2 separate regions of the Homo sapiens genome follow, and region 1 is linked to region 2. The links are chromatin loops, found by intact Hi-C in ENCODE. Cell type or tissue: sigmoid colon. All regions are shown on one strand. Links, peaks and the distances in the headings refer to the core of each region. The heading gives the core; the rest is flanking DNA.

Region 1 (5,383 bases), core at 178-5,177, 480 kb after region 2:
AATTCCCCAAAGTAACTCTTAGAATTAACTACATAGAAAACCCTGCCTGGATTTTCATCTCATAAATAATACTTAATCTTAATGGTTCTAGACATAGAGCCTGGCCATACTTATTCAAATATGAATTCAGTGTGAGTTTGAGAGTGGGAGTGTGAAAAACATGGGCCTATTTTATATGTGTTACTGGTGAGCTTGCCAGATTCAGCAAATAAAAATAGAGAATGCGCAGTTTGATTTGAATTTCAGATAAACATTGAATAATTTTTTCGTATAAGTATGTCATGTGCAATGCTTAGGACATGCTTGTACTAAAAAAATATTTATTGTGTATCTGAAATTCAAATTTAGCTGGCATCATGCATTTATTTGGCAGCTCCAATTACAGGACATGCAGGAAATTTTTACCAGTTCCACTTTAATCAAAGCATTTTACTTGACTTGTAACCAATCACCTATGAAACCATTTCGTATAGTTCTAATCACAGTGAAGTCACACAGAACAAGCAATCTAGCCCTTGTGGCTGAGACATTTAACCCAATTCACTAAACCTCCCGGCCTACTTTTTCACTTAAAAATTCACTTTGTCTAAGATATTTATAGAAGAGATCCATTCTAATTTCCTTTACCTCTTGAGTATACAGTTCGTAATTCCTCCAGCAGAGATTTATCAGCTTTCTAATACAGTTCTGGGGGAAATCCCCAGTGCCGAAGGGGTTCACTTCTCCAACATAAGTTGTCTCAACTATCTTAATCTGTAGACCAATTTGCTCTACAGCCCCCTACGGAAGGAACTTGTGGATTTTGGCAGTGTTTACCTTTCCTACAAACAAATTCGACATTTTCCAGACCGGCTGGCTCTTAAAAATCACTTGAGGGCTGGGGAAAAGCTGCCTCTAGGCTGCTGCAGAATGCTCCCCACTCTGTTCTAGGAAAATCTTTGTGCCCCTCACAGCTGCTCGTGGATAATCTATGGAGTCATGATTATTTAGAATCTGTGGAGAGGCTGTGCAGTTCCTGGAGTTAAGTTATTTTCAATAAGGAGAGCGGGAGAATCTGTCAAATAAAAAGATAAAATGTTCTGGCCTTATTTAATAGTAGTACAGACTTTTCCACAGGGAAAGGAGAAAAGAACAAATTTATATTTTGTTTTCTCATAGAGGCAAAATGTTTTTAGAAATGTCATTTTACACACACAACAACAACATTTAGTATATCACGTGCTTGCACACTGCTAGCTTTCTCTTAGTGTGGTTAGTCATCTTTGTTTGGGAAGCCTGAATTGGTATCATTATCCTTTTTCATTTGTTAAGATCATCCACTACTCTTTAGTTCCCCAGCCACCCCTCCCTGTCCCTGAGATAAAAACCCATTTAGCATCCTGGGGCAGCCGTCGTAAACTTCTCACACGAAAGAAACTTTCTTTGCAGGCACTAAGTAGAAGCTGACATCACTGTTAATCAAGGCGTTCCAATTTATGTTTTACAGAAAGAAGGTGCAATGCATGTGCTTGTTAGGGTTTCCTCACATCTGCCCTTTCATTTCTAAAGATTCTGAGATTTAATTGAATATTCTCCTCGTTCTGTCAGCTGTGAGACTGGAATTTTGTTTATCAAGATTAGCTTGATCTGGAAAGTATAATTTACATTTATACATTTATTTCCCCATGATATATTTTAATGCTATGTCTGGTGAATTAAAAGCTTTGTATTTAGTTAATTAAAGTGTTGTTTTCCTTTAGGTAGCAACTTTGTTATCTTCATTGCTTTAAACCTGAAGAGTTAAGATCTTAGCCTCTCAGCCCTTCCTTCTCCTCCTTGCCACACCCCCGTCCCAGCCAGTGTAGACCATGGTACTCACGGATCTCTTCCGGGTCCACTTCTGATGAATTTGGGGGAATGTCACTTTTCCAGCCAGTGTAGTCCATGGTACTCACAGATCTCTTCCTGGGAGCTTCCGCTTCCGATAAATTTGGGGGAATGTAACTTTGCTCCAATTGGTTTCTTGTCTCTTCTGTTTTCTCTTCCTACATTAAGGGTTTTTTTTTTGTTGTTGTTGTTTGTTTTTATTTCTGTTTGTTTGTTTGTTTGTGTGTTGGTTTTTAAATTTAAAGCCCTCTATCAAATGTCTGTTACCATTTAGCCTAAGTTTGGGGTGTGCTGAGATTCCCTCCTCTTTTTGATTCCCACCCTTTCTCTGCAACTCTGCTTGGGAATAACTGTATCCTTCCTCTTCCAAGTCTCTGCTTTGTTATATTATTCCTTTCCTTCTTCGTTCCCTCCTGTTTGCTCAGAAGAGCTGCTAACAATGAAATTTACTGTTCTGATTCTTCTGCTTATTTTTGCCACACAGGCCAGGTCCTGGCACCACTTTGCTCTGTCACCTCGACTAGATTGATTATGGGGTGGGAGTGGGGCTTTGACCGATTCGTAATTCACTACTAGAGGCTTTCCAAACTGTTGGAAGCAAACCTCTAACACTTTGATTTAATGCTTCAGAATGAACTTGAATCTTGGCCAAACTCACCAATTATTTGGCTCAAACGCATAAACCTGAGTTGCATTTAGCCTTATGCTCCTCCGTCCCATGAGCCCTGGAGTAGAATTCTCTTTGCGGGTGAAAGCCAGAGTTCATTTGCAGTGGGGAGTCAGGGTAGCTCCTTTTTATGGTTTGTGGTAAAGGCCAAGGGTGGGCGTGTGAGAAAGGGATGCTGGAGATCCTTCTCTTCCCTTCGTCTTACACAGAACCCCTCATTCTATTTCTCATCTTAAACAAAGCCTATCTGCACTTAAAGTTTTAGATTTGGGTTTTAAAATGATTGCCATTGAAGTTATGCAAACGTTTTAGTTTGTTCCATGGTTTTGATCATTTTTACAAACATAGTACAAGATATACCTTTAAGTTTTGTGTTTATTGGATAATACAGTTGGCCTTCTGTATTCCTGGGGTCTGCATCTATGGAATGAACCAAACTATGATAAAAAATGTTCAGAAAAGGAATTGCATGTGTACTAAACATATACAGACTTTTTGTCTTTATTGTCATTATTCTCTAAACAATGTAGTATAACAACTATTTACATACCATTTACATTGTATTAGGTAGTATAAGTAATCTAGAGATGATCGAAAGTATACAGGAGGATGTGTGTAGGTTGCATGCAAATACTACATCATTTTATATCCAGGACTTGAGCATTTGCAGATTTTCATATCTCCCGACGTCGTGGAAGCAATCCCTCACAGATACATAGGGACAAATGTATATGCTTTGATATCACACAGCTTACAATGAAAGTAACACTTCCATTACCACTCAGGTAATTGACTCTCTTGAAAACTGAACTGTGTCCTCCTCTTACAGGTACATAGAAACTTAGAGTTTAGAATCCATCCTCAGGTACTATAGCACCCCTAACATCAAATATCGTTGTAGTGTTTTTTATGACAACATTTTTTGCCCGTGGAAAATGTGCCATGATGACTATAACCATCAAAGGGGCTGTCCCAGAAGGCACATGTCAGGTCTGCATAAACTGAGAGAGTCCAACTTCTCGCTGGTTCATGTCTGAGGCCACGGCAACTACTTTCTGCCAAATAAGTCAGCCGGGACATTCTGGCAGCTTGGAAGGGATTTTTATGTGGATGGATATTAGCAGCTTCCCAGACACAATTAAATCAGGCCAGAAACCATATTAGACACTTTTGCCAAATTTTTATTAAATCAAAGTAAACTAGGTCACTGCTTATTCCTTAACATTATTTTGGTAAAACTTAACCTAAGTCAAAGATTAGAAGAAAAACTTTGTCTCCCTCTCCCCACTGGCACTGCCTTTGTTCTAACAAAATAACATTGATTTTGGATTCACCAGGATCACAAGTTGCTTCTTAATCCAACTGAAAATAATCCTGAACTGATTTTGCAATTTGTTTCCAGAATAGGTTTTACAAAAGCCATGAATTTCCACAGAGAGATTCAGCTTCTCTATATAAATGCTTTGGCTCATGTGTAGAAATTGGCATCTTTTTTTTTTTTTTTTTGGCAACAAGTCACCTAAACAACCTGGCCCAATGTGGAAACAAGTCAAATAAGAAAAACAAGCTAAAATGTTGCTTTCACTGTGAAAAACACATATTTCTAATTCCAATAGAAAGAGACCTTTATATATGATATGCACTGTGCACAAAATATTGAAACTCTACAAAAGCTACTACTGAGACATTGTGGCTTCAAGAATTTTGATTTATTTGTTGCACAATGCAAGAGTGTGAAAATGATTATGGAGCATCATTTGTAAATGTTGGCTATGTTAATCTTGGGTGTAAAGTCGGTGTTGCCGCGAAAGAAAGCCAGGCCTGGCACGAAGCAGTTTATTCTACCCACAGGTTACAGCAGGGCCATCACTGCATCCCATGCAGGGCCGCAGGACACCAGATTTTGGTCAGTGTCAGAAGACAGGAGCAAGGGCAAAGCATAGCCTGGACTCTTTACTGGGATTTCCATGGAAAAGGCAAGGCCGGGCAAGGTAAAGGGATTAGAATTGACTAGTTTAAATAGTACTGGGGTTTTGGCTAGAGGGGTGTCTCTAGTTGCCTTGTACCAGGCTCTGGGAGGATTCAGGGCAGGGAATACATTATTGGCTTTGTGTATGAGAGTTAGATAACGGGTTGGTGGAGTCTAAAAAACTCAGGACTGGCTGGTTTGTATGTGACAGACATGCTCCCAGCCCGGGCTTTTGCTTTAAGAAAGGGTTAGCCCTGGGAGAGGCAATCTCTCTCCTGCCAGGAAGGCTTTTAATATGTCAAGGTTTCACAAAATACAGAAAACAAAACACATGATTAATGCAGCATCTCTAGTAACTTTCACAGTATTTTCAGGGCTACAAATGCTGGAAGACTTCGTCTTTATATTTCCCAATCCCAAGCCATATGGAACAAGGGCATGAAATTCTGACTATGCAAAAGCAAGAAAAGGTCATCTTTTAAAACATTTTTTCATAAGGTAGGAGCGTCTAAGATCCTAAGGACACATGAGGGTGAGGAATCAAGTCCATGAAGACACTGCTGCACTGTTGTATCCACTGATCAACTTAAAATATTACCAGTAATTTTAAAGCCTCCTTGTGTTCCCATCCTTAAAAAGATCCTTATCTGTACTCCCAGAGAAAACTGACTTCTTTATTTATCTTTCCTTGATTTTTAAAAAATATGTTACCTAGTATGATTGAATCCTTAAATAATGTGTTATTTAGCTTTGCATAGTTTTGAACTTTATAGAAAATGAAGCATAAAATACGTGTTCTTTGCCCATGTGCTTTTTTCCCCTCTCCATTCTGTCTTGAGACTCACTCATGTTGATGAACCTGGATGTCAATTCATTTTCAA
Region 2 (5,339 bases), core at 340-5,339:
CATGTGAACTCAATCAGTAACAGAAGCCCATCTGACTAATAGAGGATTAGTCCTCTCTCACACTGCTATAAAGATACTCCCTGAGACAGGGTCATTGACAAAGGAAAGAGGAGTAATTGGCTCACAGCTCCGCGTGGCTGGGGAAGCCTCAGGAAACTTACAATCATGGTGGAAGGTGAAGGGGAAGCAGACACATCTTACACAGTCACAGGAGAGCGAAAGAGAGAAAGAGGGAAGTGCCAGACACTTACCAAACAAGACCACTTGAAAACTCACTCACTATCGGAACATCAAGGGGGGGAATCCGTCCCCATAATCCAGTCACCCCCCACTAGGTTCCTCCCTTGACATGTGGGGATTACAATTCAAAACGAGATTAGGGTGGGGACACAGAACCAAACCATATTACTCCCAGTCACTGTGCCTTCTCACTAAGCTAGAACACAGACTCTTAAATGTGGAATTTATTGGAACACGGTGGCTGTAGAAGGCAAAAGGCAGGTGAGCTGGCCTAAGTTGGCCAGGATCCCAAGAGGCAAGCCTTTCCACAGTGCTCCTCTTGTCTCTGAAGGATGGGCGTTCACATTTCCTGTGTAGGCCACCACCAAACTGTGAGAGAACTCTGCTATGATTCTGTAACCAGGTAAACACAGCCCTGGTAAGTTGCTGTATCAGCTATGAATGCATTTTTTTTTTTTTTTTTGAGATAGACTCTTTCTCTATTGCTCATGCTGGAGTGCAGTAGCAGATTCATAGCTTACTGCAGGCTTGAACTCTTGGACTCAAGCGATCCTTCTGTCTCAGTCTCCCAAGGGACTACAGGCATGCATTACCACACCTGGCTTTTTATTTTTTTATAGCGATGGAGTCTCATTATATTACCCAAGCTGGTCTAGAACTCCTGGCCTCTAGTGATCCTCCTATCTCGGCCTCCCAAAGTGTTGGGATTACAGATGTGAGCCACCACACCCAGCCTGAATGCACCTTGTGGTGGCCTCAGAGGTCTACACAGAAGAGTGGGACTGCTGGAAAAGATCTACAGAGACAGGAGTGACAAGTAGGCTTAGTGGCTTCTAGGCCCAGCTGTGCTCCTGACTGTGTGATGTTCAGTAAGCACAGTTGTTTTGGGCTTGTTTTCTAACCAGTGAAATGTGGGATGGTGTGCTAGAACTTCCTACCCTTCGGTGTGCCTGTGAAGCTTGGGGATCTTGTTAAAATGCAGTTTCTGATTCAGTAAGAGAGATCTGAGATTCCACATTTCCCTAATGCCACAGGTTCTTGCCCCTGCTCCTTGTTCATGGGCAGCAAGATTCTTGCCCCTGAGGCCTCTGAACTCTGTAAGTCCTCCAAGATCTTATGTGGTCCTTGGTCACAGTCTCCTCCTTCCCTCCTATCCCCACTAGACATTCCAGTCCTCAGAAACCTCATTTCTCTGCTCATCCCTTTTTTTTTTTGGCAAAGTCTTGCTCTGTCATCCAGGCTGGAGTGCAGTGGTGTGATCTCAGCTCACTGTAGCCTCCGCCTCCTGGATCAAGCGATTCACCTGCCTCAGCCTCCTGAGTAGCTGGGATTACAGGTGCCAGCCACCACATCCAGCTAATTTTTGTATTTTTAGTAGAGACAGAGTTTCACCATGTTGGCCATGCTGGTCTCAAACTCCTGACCTCAGGTGATCCGCCTGCCTCGTCCTCCCAAAGTGGTGGGACTACAGGCGTGAGCCACCGGTCCTGGTCCTGCTCATCCTTCTTTAAGATCCTGTTCTTCCTACATCTCAGTGCTGTGTCATCTTCCTTCCCGAGGGCTCCAGCATTCCAACGCAGATGCTCACCGACCTTGTTTTCCAGCGAAGTTTCTACTCCTTGGTGTGTTTCCATGAACACCTGGCTAGGTAAAACGAGATGGCCTGCGTCTTGCTCACCCTAACAGCACTCACGTGCAGTACTGACGGACATCCCCTGGACTCAGAGTTGACCTCTACATGAGAAATTGTAAAGCGGCACATTTAATTAAGCAAGCCAACCACATCCCACCTCAAAATACTCTTTATTATTCATCCTTTCTTCCATGAAAGCTTTGATATGGTGGATCTTTGGTGAGCATCCCATTCTTTAAATAAAAGTAACTCAGAAGCTAATTTAAAGAAGATATGCTCTTGGAATTTAACGCAGCTCTTGGAATTTAACGCAGCTTAATTACATTTTTAGCATAATGGTCATATGGAGGACTTAATGCAATTGAAGTTAATAAAAGTATTATCACTGTGCGGGAATGTCTTGCGGGTCCTTAAACTTCAGTGTGCACTGATGCAATTTTGGAGCGCTTCAGAGAAAGGATTCAGAATTATGAATACAAAATGTTTGCAGGTCCTCTGGGCGGAGGCTGTGCCTGTGCCTAGGCTAGCTCTCCATGTGCTATTTTTGAATGAATGAATTGAATGAAGGAACCTCCCTAACTTCCTGGTTCTGGGACCCCGTACTACCACCAGATGGCAGTATAGTATCAAATGTGGAAAGCGGATAGACACTTGCACTGATTTGCTTTTTATGTCTCAACAGAACGTTTGCACCTACACTTTAAATTGCATCCCGTGCTCTGCAACTGCTCCTGGTTTTCTTTTGGCAAGACAATCTCACTCTCTTTGCCCAAACTCTGAAGTATTACAGGCACCAGCAATGCGGTCAGTGCAGGTTAAGAAACTGTAATGTGCCATGGTTTACTCCTTAAACTTTCTTATCAACTTTTTTCCCTTCTGTTTCATGGTACTTTCAAATTGCATTTATTATAAAGCAAATAGAAAGTGTTTCACATAACTTCTCCCACAAGCAATTTTAATGAGCTTTGGCTTTAGTAATGGTTTTAATCATGTTAGACTTGATCTTCTAGCCACACAGCAACCACATCAACCCCTCTCCCAATTTGACAAGATTTTGAAAAACTAACACTTGTTTTATGTAATTAAAGACACACCTGTATAGCACACAGAGGTGTTCATTTGTCTAATGCAATTGGCCAGATAGAGACTCGTTTCTTTCTTCCACCCTAAAATCAATTTTGGGGTTTTGTTCCCTTAGTAGATACCATCTGAGTACTGGCAAATATGCAACTCAAGTTTTAGCTTTAAAGGCAAAGAACCAGCACTTATGTCTTAATACCATCTCTAAAATCAGTCTCTAGTGATGACAGATGCAGGTCTTTTTATTGAGAACTGTCCTCAGAATTTAAATTGGGTTTTTTGTCAAATAAGTTCGCTTAAACACACATACATCTTGAGTTATCGAATATAGCATTTTATAATGATATATTGAAGAATAAGGTAAAAAGCTTCAAAGCTGGACATTTTCCCACTGTGCTATATAGTTGAAAATGCGTCAATAATGACAATACTGCTACATGAGAAAGCCAACATGCTAACTTGTGTCTTGTAGCTTTCTCTCCATCCTTCATATGTGGTAAAGACTCTGGGATCTGCTCTCAAAATTCTACTTTATAACTGAATATAAAAAGTTTATGGCTGGCATATGTATACTATACATGAGTCAACACGTGGGTTAGATGTAGGCCACTGATAGGTACCTAAGTTACAAAATAATTCTTTAATGAGTAAAACTACTGGAGAGGTGAACACTTTTACAGTGTCTCTGGCTTTAAAAAATAAGATTGGCATGATAGCTAAAGCAGGGGTTCTAATTGCATAACTTAATTAACACCGAGACTTACTCTGAAAAGGATCTGCAAAATGTTACTACTATGGAGATCCTATGCGAAGCCTCTTACATGAGAAAGATCGGCCAAGAAAGTAGCGTCCACTCTATTAAAATTTTTTTTAGCCACTAAAGATTCCTATTAGGTAAAGTAAGGAGAACAAACATTTTAGCAGGATGTGCAGAACAAAGCCCCTCCCATCCCACAATGATTGATGCCCCATCATTAGCAGGGTAGCTGCCCATTTCTTATCTTGATTGACAGGTTAATAAGGGACCTGGGGCTATCTTTTCAGTATTAACACACAATCTTACCAATTACTTTTAAATTATTGCTAATCTGTCAGAAAATAACAAGCATAAGGAATAAAAATATCCGCGAAACAGAAACGTCTGCTGAAGCAGCTTTTACTTCCGGTGCCTTAAAAGGTTCAGTTAGAAAACTTGCTAGAATTTAGTCAATAGAATTTAGGCACCGGCAATTTTTTTAAAGAAAAACTTGTAGTTTATAATAGTTCATTGGTTCAATTAGGAGCGAAAAAGAAGGGAGTTTTGTAATGCAATTGTCCAGCAAAGGAAAACGCTTTAAATTGGGGGATTATGTGCGCAGACCACCTGTGGGGCATTCAGAGCCCTTTTCTATAAAGCTTCAACCCATGCCTAGCTGCCTGCAGGCTGGCTAACAATGCCGGGAAAAGCTGTTTAAAAGGCTGAGCACTTGTGCCTCCGGTCTTCACTAACTGTTACAAGTCTTCCTCTCTCGCGCTCTCTCTCCTTTTTAAAGTAAAAGTCCCACATCCCTTTAATGGAAGAACTTTAAGGCTCCGCGGTGGCCAATTGGTCTGCACTAAGAGGAGATAGGCAGCAGGGAAAGAAACTTCAGACTATACAGCACATTTGCAGAGGAGAAAAGATCAAAGTTTTTCAAACTCAAAAGACCAAGTTCCCTACAGATTAACCCTATTCATTTAGCTCCTCTTAAAGGAATGATGTGCTGAGCCACTGGGCAGACAGGTAAAAAGTTCAACAATTGCCGAAGCATTCTTCTGCTAATTCAACAGCCTTCTGCTCAAATAAATTAGCTTAGTCTTGACAGAGGAACAATAGCTTTTTCTCTAGGAAAAGCAGCACATTTGGTATACACAAGCACTGAAGGTTATTAAGATGTTAACCCGTTAGTTTAATCCATTGAAGAGCGCCTGCTCCCCTACCAGATTGTCAAGTGACTTCTACTGTAAAGGGTGAGCTATGGTTTAAAACATTAACCTCTACACCTCAGCAATGCGTTCCCTCCCTGGAACACCAGGTGCTTTCAAAATCACGGACTCCAGAAATGAATGCAGGGTTTTGAAACCTTTAGTGATACCATGCAGGATAAATAACAAGGCCTAAGGGGAATTACTGCCTTGCAGAAGTTCCATTTACATCCACTAAAGTGAGAGTTGTTATCCATGGATCAGAAAAGAGCTCCCATGAAAAACACCGTCTTTGGGGAAGGTGCAAAAACTCAATTTTGATTTCAGTTCAACAATGATATTTACTTGGCTAACAACTTAAGAACTAGAGTTTAACAAGTAATTTTCTCCATGCCTAAGGTCAGTGTACAGAATGACAAGCCAGAAAATGTCCATTTTCCCC

The links. Hi-C counts contacts between places; a loop is a spot of excess contacts. Peaks named below come from ENCODE experiments on the same cell type or tissue, not always from the same donor. Only the 100,000 strongest peaks of a DNase experiment are listed, where the experiment ranks them.
Region 1: a loop joins it to region 2, with 5 times the contacts of the local background. A loop is called at or near these places in 5 of 110 quality-filtered maps.

What each region holds. Positions count from the first base shown.
Region 1 is chr10:36,116,060-36,121,442 of GRCh38, forward strand. No RefSeq gene overlaps it. Among named protein-coding and RNA genes, the nearest start is that of LINC02630, 220 kb to the left of the region's middle. In sigmoid colon, for the core only: no CTCF peak of the experiment used is centred there; a DNase peak (open chromatin) is centred at 2,382; H3K27ac peaks cover 312 bases.
Region 2 is chr10:35,633,208-35,638,546 of GRCh38, forward strand. It overlaps FZD8 (frizzled class receptor 8), which reads right to left. Exons shown (of 1, transcript NM_031866.3): 1 at 5,040-5,339. Among named protein-coding and RNA genes, the nearest start is that of MIR4683, 5.4 kb to the right of the region's middle. RefSeq lists enhancers at 3,247-5,107, 4,288-4,910. In sigmoid colon, for the core only: CTCF peaks have their summits at 2,481 (motif pointing right), 2,682, 5,073 and 5,272; a DNase peak (open chromatin) is centred at 2,517; H3K4me3 peaks cover 1,353 bases.